Linked DNA regions of Homo sapiens: all the other regions are linked to region 1. Evidence: chromatin contacts called from ENCODE Hi-C or POLR2A ChIA-PET data. All regions are on one chromosome and are shown on one strand. The core of a region is the stretch at or near the end of the contact, and the rest is flanking DNA. Distances in the headings are between cores, read along the strand shown. Region 1 overlaps NDUFC2-KCTD14 (NDUFC2-KCTD14 readthrough). Region 2 overlaps RSF1 (remodeling and spacing factor 1). Region 3 holds the start of AQP11 (aquaporin 11).

The links. A loop is a pair of places that touch in the nucleus more often than their neighbours do. ChIA-PET counts read pairs that join two places held with the same protein, here RNA polymerase II (POLR2A). Pooled maps may share reads with other maps.
Region 2: a loop to region 1 is called in a pooled map, with 2.1 times the contacts of the local background. The contact joins two enhancer-like sites. A Hi-C loop is called at or near these places in 3 of 50 pooled maps. POLR2A ChIA-PET finds 5 or more read pairs at or near these places in 3 of 52 experiments (BJ, MCF 10A and activated naive CD4-positive, alpha-beta T cell).
Region 3: a pooled map shows a loop between it and region 1 (4-fold over the local background). The contact joins the promoter of AQP11 here to the enhancer-like site in region 1. A Hi-C loop is called at or near these places in 1 of 168 maps with a recorded cell type or tissue (dorsolateral prefrontal cortex) and 6 of 50 pooled maps. POLR2A ChIA-PET finds 5 or more read pairs at or near these places in 1 of 52 experiments (PC-9).

Annotation. Positions count from the first base shown.
Region 1 is chr11:78,038,356-78,042,269 of GRCh38, forward strand. It overlaps NDUFC2-KCTD14 (NDUFC2-KCTD14 readthrough), which reads right to left. Exons shown (of 3, transcript NM_001203262.2): 2 at 309-403. The coding sequence ends at 309. It also overlaps a transcript of KCTD14 not described here. Among named protein-coding and RNA genes, the nearest start is that of KCTD14, 17 kb to the left of the region's middle. RefSeq lists an enhancer at 1,233-2,189 and a silencer at 1,826-1,885. Within about 2 kb of position 1,781, at least 34 of the 41 ENCODE cell types and tissues checked have a DNase peak (open chromatin) inside an H3K27ac peak, as active enhancers do; they include PC-9 and dorsolateral prefrontal cortex, where a contact is called at or near this core.
Region 2 is chr11:77,670,364-77,673,867 of GRCh38, forward strand. It overlaps RSF1 (remodeling and spacing factor 1), which reads right to left. Exons shown (of 16, transcript NM_016578.4): 15 at 1,679-1,867. Among named protein-coding and RNA genes, the nearest start is that of CLNS1A, 34 kb to the left of the region's middle. Within about 2 kb of position 2,093, at least 2 of the 41 ENCODE cell types and tissues checked have a DNase peak (open chromatin) inside an H3K27ac peak, as active enhancers do.
Region 3 is chr11:77,588,139-77,591,734 of GRCh38, forward strand. It overlaps AQP11 (aquaporin 11), which reads left to right and starts at 1,815. Exons shown (of 3, transcript NM_173039.3): 1 at 1,815-2,473. The coding sequence starts at 1,855. RefSeq lists a silencer at 1,162-1,791.

The DNA of each region.
Region 1 (3,914 bases), core at 531-3,030:
CCATGCTGATGGCCTCTGGCCTGCAGGGCCAATTTTCTGGTGCCCAGGACCACGTGCAAACAATTATTGTTTACCAACTGTCCACTGTCACTCAGAAGGGCATCTCCCATGGCCTGGACCCAGGACCTCTCCCAACTTGTCCTCCTTGGGTTCCTGGAGAGGAATCAACCGCACCCCATCTGGCTCCCCGCTCACTGGCTCCCCAGCCCAAGTGCGTAGGCCCCAGCTGGTTACCCCAAGTGAACAGCTTCTCCACCATCTCACACAGCCCAGACACCTGGACCCAAGAGAGGGGGTGACCTGCATACCTAATGGGTGGTGGCAGCAGAACTCCCCACAGCAAACACAGCAGGGGTGTCAGAGAGGGATCCTGGGGACAAGCAACAGAGGCCAATGTCACCCCCTGAAACAGAAAGAGAATTTCTTAGAAGACTATCAGTGTTCACAAAGGACGAGGACCAGGAGTTCAGAGGGCCCAGGCCAGGAGCCTGACTGGAGCCACACTGCAGAACTGGATGGCTACTGCTGCTGTGGTCACGGTCAGGCCCGGATGTACCAGGGGCTGCCAGCAAAAGAATCCCATCTCTTGCAAGGGATTCCATAGCGGGAGCAAGGGCCAGGAATTGGCGCCCTGCCTAAAACTCATGGGAATTTCCCCAGAAGGGAGAATATGGGGCTAGGAGGGAAGGAGTAGAGTCTGGACTTTAGATTACAAAAAAAAAAAAAAAAACACAAAAAAACAGGTGTCTCTGACCACAGGGTTGGGCTGAACTGAATTTCAAGAGGACCTTGAACTGGGACAGGGTTGGTGCCACCCCTACTACATATATATCCACTAACAAAACTTGAATCATGCCATTTAAAATATTTATTTAACCAGGCCAGGTGCGGCAGTTCATGCCTGTAATCCCAGCACTTTGAGAGGCCGAGGCAGGCAGACCGCTTGAGCCCAGGAGTTCAAGACCAGCCTGGAAAATGTGGAGAGATCCCATCTCTACAAAAAATACAAAAAAAATAAATAAAATTAGCCAGGTGTGGTGGTGTGCTCCTGTAATCCCAGCTACTCAGGAGGCTGAGGCGGGAGGATTGCTTGAGCCCCAGTAGTTGAGGCTGCAGTGAGCCATGATCTCACCACTGTACTCCAGCTTGGGTGACAGAGCAAGACTCTGTCTCAAAAAGAAAAAAAAAAAGAAAAGATTTATTTAAACATGTATGAGCCTGGGGCAACATGGTGAAACTTTGTCTCTACAAAAGAAAAAAAAATAGCTAGGCATGTTGATATGTGTCTGTAGCCCCAGTTAATCAGGAGACTGAGGTGGGAGGATCACTTGAGCCCAGGTGGTTGAGGCTGCAGTGAGCCAGTCTGGGAGACAGAGTGAGACCCTGTCTCAAAAAAAAAAAAAAAGTGTACTCATTTTTTCCACCTGGTATCGTGACGATTTCCCCCATATGAAGGGCTCTTCTGTACCACTTTTTAAAATGGCGACAGAGCATTGTGTTGTATGAATGTATCATAAATCTACTAAGCCACATTTTACTTCTTTCTTCTCTCCTTCCTTCTGTATTTTTTCTCTCTTTCTCTACTATAATAGTGCTGCAGTGAGCATCCTTGATAGCTAAGGCACTGTGCAAGGAGTAGGCACTTTTTTGAGCTCTTATTCAGTGTTTCCAAATTACTAAGAAAGCTGTGCCCACCATCCAGGCACACAGAGTGTGGCTGCCCTGTTTATGTTTTTGCCCCATGTTCAGAGTCTGACCTCCAACAGACTTCCGGGGCTGCAGGCAAGGGCTGAAACCAGAGCTGGCCGCTGGCCAGGAGCTGAGAACCAAGCCAAGGCTGCCCCCGTTTCCCGTGTCATGTCTTCCTGGAATCTGAAGTACGGGCATTTTTTCTGGCTGATTCAAAGTACCCTCAGAAACTCACTTCCTGCTCCATGTTCTTTTTCCTTTCTCCTGTCTTCTCCTTCTCTCTTCCTTGTCTCTTTTCTTTCTTTCTTTCTTCTTTTTTTCCTTTCTGTTTCCTCTTTCTCCCTCCACTTCTTCCTGTGTCTCTTCTCTCTTTAACTCTGCTCCTCTTTCTCTCTGGCTCTTTTCTCTTTGTGTGTCTCTCTGCTGTTTTCTTCCTCTTTTGCCTTCTTTCTGCACCTTTTAATTTTCTCCGCCTGGAATCCAGCCTCATTTCTGTGTCTTTTCTCTGTCTCTTCGGTGGCTGTCTGTCCTCCATCCACCACTCCTGTTCTGTGAGTCATCCCTTCCCCAGGGAGAGAAGGCAACCAACATTCTCCTTGCTAGGCCTTGATTTTTTATTTTATTTTATTATTTTTTTTTTTTTGAGATGGAGTTTCACTCTTGGCCCCCAGTCTGCAGTGCAATGGCGTGATCTTGGCTCACTGCAACCTCCGCCTTCCGGGTTCAAGCAATTCTTCTGCCTCAGCCTCCCAGTAGCTAGGACTACAGGTACGCATCACCACGCCCGGCTGATTTTTGTATTTTTAGTAGAAATGGGGTTTCACCATGTTGGCCAAGCTGGTCTCCAACTCCTGACCTCAGGTGACCCGCCCGCCTCAACCTCCTGAAGTGCTGGGATTATAGGTGTGAGCCACCGCGCCCGGCCACTAGGACTTAATTTGAATGGAAGGTGATTTTGCCTCTCACAAAGGACAAAGCTAACAGATCTCCGAAGTGGGAGTTGCCTGGTAAGCCAGGTTGACCCAGGCACTCTGGGCTTCAAGGATTGGGAGACACACAGTCTGTCAAGCTTCCATTAGAGGCTCTATCACCCCAGGGGCCAGCACACTGGGTCTGATGACTCACCAGGGCGGCACTGGCGCAGTGGCAGCAGGATGTAGGTAGGGGCACTGGAGTTTATGATGTTGCTGCAGGGAGCAAACCTACTGTGTGTGGGTGGGCTCAGGGCTGGATGCTGGAGACCCAAGAACACAGCAGACCCAGTCTGCATGAAACTGAGAGACTGGACTAGCTGGATTTCCTAGGCCGACTAAGAATCCCTAAGCCTAGCTGGGAAGGTGACCGCTTCCACCTTTAAACACAGGGCTTACAACTTAGCTCACATGGGACCAATCAGATAGTAAGGAGAGCTCACTAAAATGCTAATTAGGCAACAACAGGAGGTAAAGAAATAGCCAATCATCTGTTGCCTGAGAGCACAGCGGGAGGGACGATGATCAGGATATAAACCCAGGCACTGGAGCCGGCAATGGCAACCCCCTTTGGGTCCCCTCCCTTTGTATGGGAGCTCTGTTTTCACGCTATTTCACTCTATTAAATCTTGCAACTGCACTCTTCTGGTCCATGTTTGTTACGGCTCGAGCTGAGCTTTCGCTCACCATCCACCACTGCTGTTTGCCACTGACTCCCATCCCTCCGGATCTGGCAGGGTGTCCTCTGTGCTCCTGATCCAGCGAGACTCCCGTTGCCACTCCCAATCGTGCTAAAGGCTTGCCATTGTTCCTGCACAGCTAAGTGCCTTGGTTCATCCTAATCGAGCTGAACACTAGTCACTGGGTTCCACGGTTCTCTTCCGTGACCCACGGCTTCTACTAGAGCTATAACACTCACCGCATGGCCCAAGATTCCATTCCTTGGAATCCGTGAGGCCAAGAAAGGCTTGCCACCATCTTGGAAGTGGCCTGCCACCATCTTGGAAGTAGCTCGCCACCATCTTGGGAGCTCTGTGAGCAAGGACCCCTGGTAAAAAAAACCACCTTCACAAAATTATCACAGTGAGAGGAATCTGACATGGCTGACTCCATCTTGCTTCTGGTGTCACAGGCTGACTGTCTTTGCTCATTCCTGGGCATATGCCAAGCTAACTTTGGGAGAAATTTCGTTCATAGTTTAAATGATAATGGCTGGACACGGTGGCTTACTCCTGTAATCCCAGCACTTTGGGA
Region 2 (3,504 bases), core at 843-3,342, 370 kb before region 1:
AACATTTCTTTCAGGTCTTCACTCAAATGTTTTCTTAGTGAGGATTTCCTTAGTATATTATCTGAAATTCAACTACTTTCCCAACCCCCTTTTCTCCTTTATTTTTTTCCAAAGCACTCATTTCTAATATATCATATATTCTACTTATCTATCTTGTTTATTGTCACCTTCTTCCCAACTAAAATAAGAGTTTCATAAGAGCTATTTTGTTTGCTGTTATATTCCAGTGCTTGGAATAGGGCCTAGCTTAATAAATATTCATATTTAATGGCTTAACTAATGCAATTTATGTTTGTTTCTGTGACACATGAAGGTAAGTACACATTCGAAAAAGATGTTCACTTCCCTTCTTTAGCATCCCACATCCAAACATTTTTTTTCCCTTTCTCTTTTGTCTTGGGCTCAAACTTAAATTCATGTTTAATCTATGAAAGCAAAACAATCTTCAAAACAGGCCATAAAGCCGGGCGCGGTGGCTCACGCCTGTAATCCCAGCACTTTGGGAGGCCAAGGTGGGCGGATAACCTGAGGTCAGGAGTTCGAGACTAGCTTGGCCAACATGGTGAAACCCCATCTCTACTAAAAATACAAAAATTAGCCAGGCTTGGTGGCACATGCCTAAAATCCTAGCTATTGGGAGGCTGAGCCAGGAGAATCGTTTGAACTTGGGAGGCGGAGGTTGCAGTGAGCCAAGATCACACCACTGCACTCCAGCCTGGGTGACAGAGTAAGACTCTGTCACCAAAAAAAAAAAAAAAAAAAAAAAAAAAAAAAAATATATATATATATATATATATATATATATATATATATATTTATATGTATATATGTGTGTATATATATATACACTATATATATATAATTTAAGTAAAACAAAAAAGACTAAATGGATGTAAGAAATTCATATTTTAGAGCTTGTCTTGTACTACTGGTAGGGGGCACAGTTATAGCTATTAGGAAATAATGATTTCGGTTTCCAACTGAAATCATAGTCAAGGTGAAAGAGACAGTAGGCACTTTTATTTGAAACCTTTTAGCTATTAAGGACATAAGAGGTTATTTCAAAATGAGGGCCATGAATAAGGGAGTAAGAAAAAGAAGTAGAATAATCTTGATCAGATCACAATTTTCTGAGACTTTTCTAGTTTCAATGAAAATTTAAATTACAATGGAGATCTTAAAAATTAGCCTCTTATCGAGTATCTTTTATTTAAACTATGGTAGGCACAAGATTATAGGTTTTATCTCAAAGATACTACTGGTTATATGGATTTTTTTTTTTTTTTTTTGAGACACAGTCTTGCTCTGTCACCCAGGGTGGAGTGCAGTGGCACAACCTTGGCTCACTGCAATCTCCGCCTCCCAGGTTCAAGCAATTCTCCTGCCTCAACCTCCTGAGTAGCTAAGATTACAGGCGCGTATCACCACACAGGCTAATTTTTTTATTTTTAGTAGAGACAAGGTCTCACCATGTTGGACAGGCTGGTCTTGAACTCCTGGCCTCAAGTGATCTGCATGCCCTGGCCTCCCAAACTGCCGGGATTACAGGCGTGAGCCACCATGCCTGGCCTGGTTATATGAGTTTCAAAGAATGGTACAGAATCACAATCCTGAGTTCACTTTATAATGTCTATTTTGCCCTGTCCAAACTTCTATATATAGGAGACCTATGCCTTACCTTCACTCTCTGAGCTGGAAAGTCTTCGCTTGTGTACTCGCCTTATTTCTTTACCACGTCGCAAACTCTTCTGGGAACCGTCACTTTCTGAGTCTTCTTTGTAGTTAATTTGTCTTTTCTGATTTCTCCTTGACCGCCTTCGCCGAGTTTCTACAAAATCATCACTAAAATCATCACTGAAGTCACTTTCTATTTTAAAAAAAGGAAGAACAAAGTACAAAATTTAAGTCTATTTAGAAATGTAGCTTAGGTTATAAAAATGAAAAGCTACCAAGCAGAGTTCAGTCATAAATATTTTTAAGTGAACAGTAACTTTTATGAGTCTCATTTTATTTGAGAGAGTATCTCACTATCACACAGGCTGGAGTGCAGTGGCATGAACATGACTCACTACAGCCTCAACCTCCTGGGCTCAAGAGATCCTTTGGCCTCAGCTGCCCCAGTAGCTAAAGCTAGGATCACAGGCATATGCACTACCACTCCTGGCTACCTACCAAAGTGTTGAGATTACCACATGCCTGGCCTTTAAGTCTCCCTTAAAAAAAAAAAAAATGACTCAATCTGTGCAGGTTTTTAATGCCAAACCTCACAATATATACTCTTAGCGGTGAATCCTCAAGATTAGAAAATGTTTTATCCTTTTTAGTTTGTTTGTTTTTGAGACAGAGTCTCACTATGTCGCCCAGGCTGGAGTGCAGTGGCATGATCTTGGCTCACTGCAAACTCCACTTCCCGGGTTCAAGCAATTCCCCTGCCTCAGCCTTCCGAGTAGCTGGGACTACAGGTACCCGCCACCACATCTGGCTAATTTTTGTATTTTTAGTAGAGATGGGGTTTCGCCATGTTGGCCAGGCTGGTCTTGAATTCCTGGCCTCAAGTGATCCGCCTGCCTCGGCCTCCCAAAGTGCTGGGATTACAGGTGTGAGCCACCACACCCAGCCTAAATGTTTTATACTTTTTTAGAAATAGTCCTTACTGCAGTCGACCTACAGCTACCTGGTCAGGTACACAGCTGCCATGACTGCTCTTCTTGGTAGACGGCTACCACAAATCCGCCTCCTGATAATATGCTGTTCTACCTGTCACTATAGTCATAATGTATTGCAGAGGTTATGCCCTCTAACCAAAGAAAACTCATGAATCTGTTCCACATAAATACAGAACTCAAGATATATTTTTGACTCTTCTCCATAAAGAATACAAATCTGCTAAATAAAGCACACAGACCTAGTTAAACTTGCAAAGCACTGCTAAATAGCATTGTTCCTGTCATCTCTGATCAATAAGCCAGAGTGAGGCTGTGGCATTATGTCACAGCTGTTTTTCAGAATGTTAAATTCCACCGAAGTACGACATTCAAGCTTGTTATTCTTTTGTGGATTTCAAACATTTCAAAATAGCTAGCCAATAGGTTGAAGTGGTTCTCATTGGCCAAATTTGGGACAAATGGAGCCTAAATAGTGATGGGAATGTAGTATATCCACTGATCAGAATAAGAATCCACGAGTTTACACTGTCATAAATAAACAAACATATGGAGGAGAAGGGAAATGTTCTTCCTTACAGAACAACAATAAATAAATATAACAGAAATGACAGAGTTAGAATTATCCACAGGAACTAAAACTAGCAGGTGAAATATAAGGAAAAGGATATTTAAATAGTCTCAAATTCCCACAAATTACTTATTAATTATAAGGAAAAATAATAAAGAGACTCAGAAGATGCAACATTCTCTGTGCTATTCCCACTATAAATGCATAATCTGAATCTTATCACAAGGAAACAAAAGAAATCAAAACTGGGAAACATCTACAAAACAACTA
Region 3 (3,596 bases), core at 565-3,064, 450 kb before region 1:
GCACCACCATGCCCAGCTAATTTTTGTATTTCTAGTAGAGACGGGGTTTCACTATGTTGGCCAGGCTGGTCTTGAACTCCTGACCTCGTTATCCGCCTGCCTCGGACTCCCAAAGTGCTGCACCTACAATGGGCCACCCCAGGGGACAAGCTGTTGGGACTGGAATGCGGTGGCAAGAGCCGTGCACTCTGGCTGCTGAAACCTGCTGTTTCCACTGTAAGCTACCACTTAGTGAATATTTTCTACGTATTGGGAACTGTACTAAGTGGCTTTCATGTTTTGTTTTTTGTTTGTTTGACTGGTTTGTTGTTGTTGTTGTTGTTGTTGTTGTTGTTTTTGAGACGGAGTTTCGCTCTTGTTGCCCAGGCTGGAGTACAATGGCGCGATCTAGGCTCACCACAACCTCTGCCTCCCGGGTTCAAGCGATTCTCCTGCATCATCCTCCCGAGTAGCTGGGATGACAGGCATGCGCCACCATGCCCGGCTAATTTTGTATTTTTAGTAGAGACGGGGGTTTCTCATGTTGGTCAGGCTAGTCTCGAACTCCCGACCTCCGGTGATCCGCCCGCCTCGGCCTCCCAAAGTGCTGGGATTATAGGCGTGAGCCACCGCGCCCAGCCGCGCCCGGTTTTTGTTGTTGTTTTTGTTTCTAAAAACAGCGTCTCGCTCTGTGGCCCAGGCAGGGGTGCAGTGGCGCGATCTCAGCTCACTGCAGCCTGGAACTCCTGGGGTCAAGCGGTCTTCCCACCTAAGCCTCTCCGTGCTGGGACTCCGGACGCGCTCCACCTCACGCAGCCGTATTCCTGCTTTCAAAGCAGATGGAAGAGGTGCGCCAGGACCCCCAGTTCTTGGAAACAGACCTCTCCAGTTACCTGTTGTTTCCTCTTCACGAAGAGTGCATGTAACAGTAAGACACAACTGTTTCATATTATACGTAAAGAGTTCATGCCAAAGGTTATAGACAGTCACATGCTAAAACTAGGCTACACTTTGAAGAATCACCGCTCAAGTTCTGGAAAAAAGAGGTGACTGTTGAACAACACTGTGAGGGTAATCGATGCCACTGAAATATACACTTAAATTGATTAAAGTGGCGAATTTTATCTGGCATATATTACCACCATTTTTAGAAATGTTTTTTGGCAGGTGAAGAAAAGCAAGGCTCCAGGAGGCCCTGCGCACCGGTCTACGCCCACTAACTCACCCGCCCCCTGCGCCGCGTCTCCCCTCTCAATTTCAGTCGCCCATTGATAAAAACGAGGTGGCTATGTGAGATGGCCTTCAGCGGTCTTTCCAGCTCCACGGTTTTACAGTGTGGAGCGGGGAAAGAAAAACTCTAAGGTCCTCGCTGCAAAGCAACCATCAGAGCTCCGCCGCGCCGTGCCGCTCCTCTCCGCCCCGTGGTCCGGGTGTCACCGCCCGCAGGGGCGCAAGGGCCGCAGCACGCGTGCGCAGTGGGCACCAAGAGCGCTGCGTCGACCGCGCCGCGCCGGCCCTCCGCCGCCGCGCCCGCCTACAAGGCCCTGAGGGAGACTGCGGAGGGTGAGTGCGCGGTGGGCTCGGCTGACCGTTGGCCCTGCGGCCGGCGCCCTAGGCTACCTCCCTTCGCCTCCCCGCGCCTCCCCGCGCCTCCCCGCCTCCCCGCCTCCCCGCCTCCTCGGCTCTGGTTCCAACACCCCAGCGCCAAGCCGGGGAGGCGGGGAGGACTTCTTAAGTGTGCCGCTCGGGAGCCTCCCGCTCGTCCCGCCCCGAGGGGCGTGAGGAGGGGAGGGGCTGCGGACTTCGGACTCGGGCCTGGAGACCGCCTCCTACCCAGAGCCGGAGCCCGCAACCCGCTCAGGCGGCGACGGAGCCATGTCGCCGCTGCTGGGGCTCCGGTCCGAGCTGCAGGACACCTGCACCTCGCTGGGACTGATGCTGTCGGTGGTGCTGCTCATGGGGCTGGCCCGCGTAGTCGCCCGGCAGCAGCTGCACAGGCCGGTGGCCCACGCCTTCGTCCTGGAGTTTCTAGCCACCTTCCAGCTCTGCTGCTGCACCCACGAGCTGCAACTGCTGAGCGAACAGCACCCCGCGCACCCCACCTGGACGCTGACGCTCGTCTACTTCTTCTCGCTTGTGCATGGCCTGACTCTGGTGGGCACGTCCAGCAACCCGTGCGGCGTGATGATGCAGATGATGCTGGGGGGCATGTCCCCCGAGACGGGTGCGGTGAGGCTATTGGCTCAGCTGGTTAGTGCCCTGTGCAGCAGGTACTGCACAAGCGCCTTGTGGAGCTTGGGTCTGACCCAGTATCACGTCAGCGAGAGGAGCTTCGCTTGCAAGAATCCCATCCGAGTCGACTTGCTCAAAGCGGTCATCACAGAGGCCGTCTGCTCCTTTCTCTTCCACAGCGCTCTGCTGCACTTCCAGGAAGTCCGAACCAAGCTTCGTATCCACCTGCTGGCTGCACTCATCACCTTTTTGGTCTATGCAGGTTTGTCATTCTCACCAAATACTTGGCACTTCCAGAGCCTCTATGACATGAGGCTGTAAGTTCTTTACTAAAATACATTTGAAACCGTCTATCCCGCTATGATGTAAATGCTGGTATCCCCGTTATTCTAACCATTTTGCAGCCCGTTCTTAACCAGTAGGGCCGACACGTAGAGCCTTCATGCAGTGCTGCTTTGAACACCCAGAGAAAGGAGCCACCTCTGTGCTGAAACTGAGATACTGTGAGATATTGCCAAGGGTTCAGATATCCTACAAAGGGATTGTTTTAATGGTAGAAAGGAAAGATAACTTATTAACTGCCTCTTTCTTCATGCCAAGGTGGTATAGATCGTTTCGGATACTCTTACTGAAAAATGATCCTGGCTTTACAAAGTTCCTTTCGATTTAAAGCACAAGGCACATGATTGGTTAGTATAAGAGCGGAGGGTAGAAATTTTGTAGTTCCATTTTAGTCCTATAAATGATTTAAAGTCATTTCTTATTTCCTTAATAATTCATTTTGAGTTATGAAATTTCTTATTTCCTTAATAATTCATTTTGAGTTATACATGAACTTTTAAGTGACCTATTAAGAAAAATGTTTAAATGATAACTTGCTTCAAATTAAAGATGCTTTTTAAAATATAACTCTTGAGAAATCTGTTGATTTCTTTTAAACCATTTGTTTACTTTGACAGATCTCAGATGCAGTGGGCAATCTAGTCCTAAGTGGGAGGAGGAAATCCAAAACACAAGTATTTAATGATGAAATGTGTCATTTTAAATGATTACAACAGAATATCTTTATTGGGACTACATCTAAATTATAAAAGACTGTGGAGGCAGAAATAACAACAAAGGAAATTTGTGGTAATAATCTTCTGCCCATTAAAAGTGAAACAATGACTAGAAGCAAACTTCAAGATAAGGACTCCTAAACACGTACTTGACCTTCTAGGGTAAAAATGAAAGCCTTCAGCCGGGCGCGGTGGCTCACGCCTGTAATCCCAGCACTTTGGGAGACCGAGGTGGGTGGATCACCTGAGGTCAGGAGTTTGAGACCAGCCTCGCCAACATGGTGAAACCCCGTCTCTACTAAAAATACAAAAAAAATTTAGCCAGGC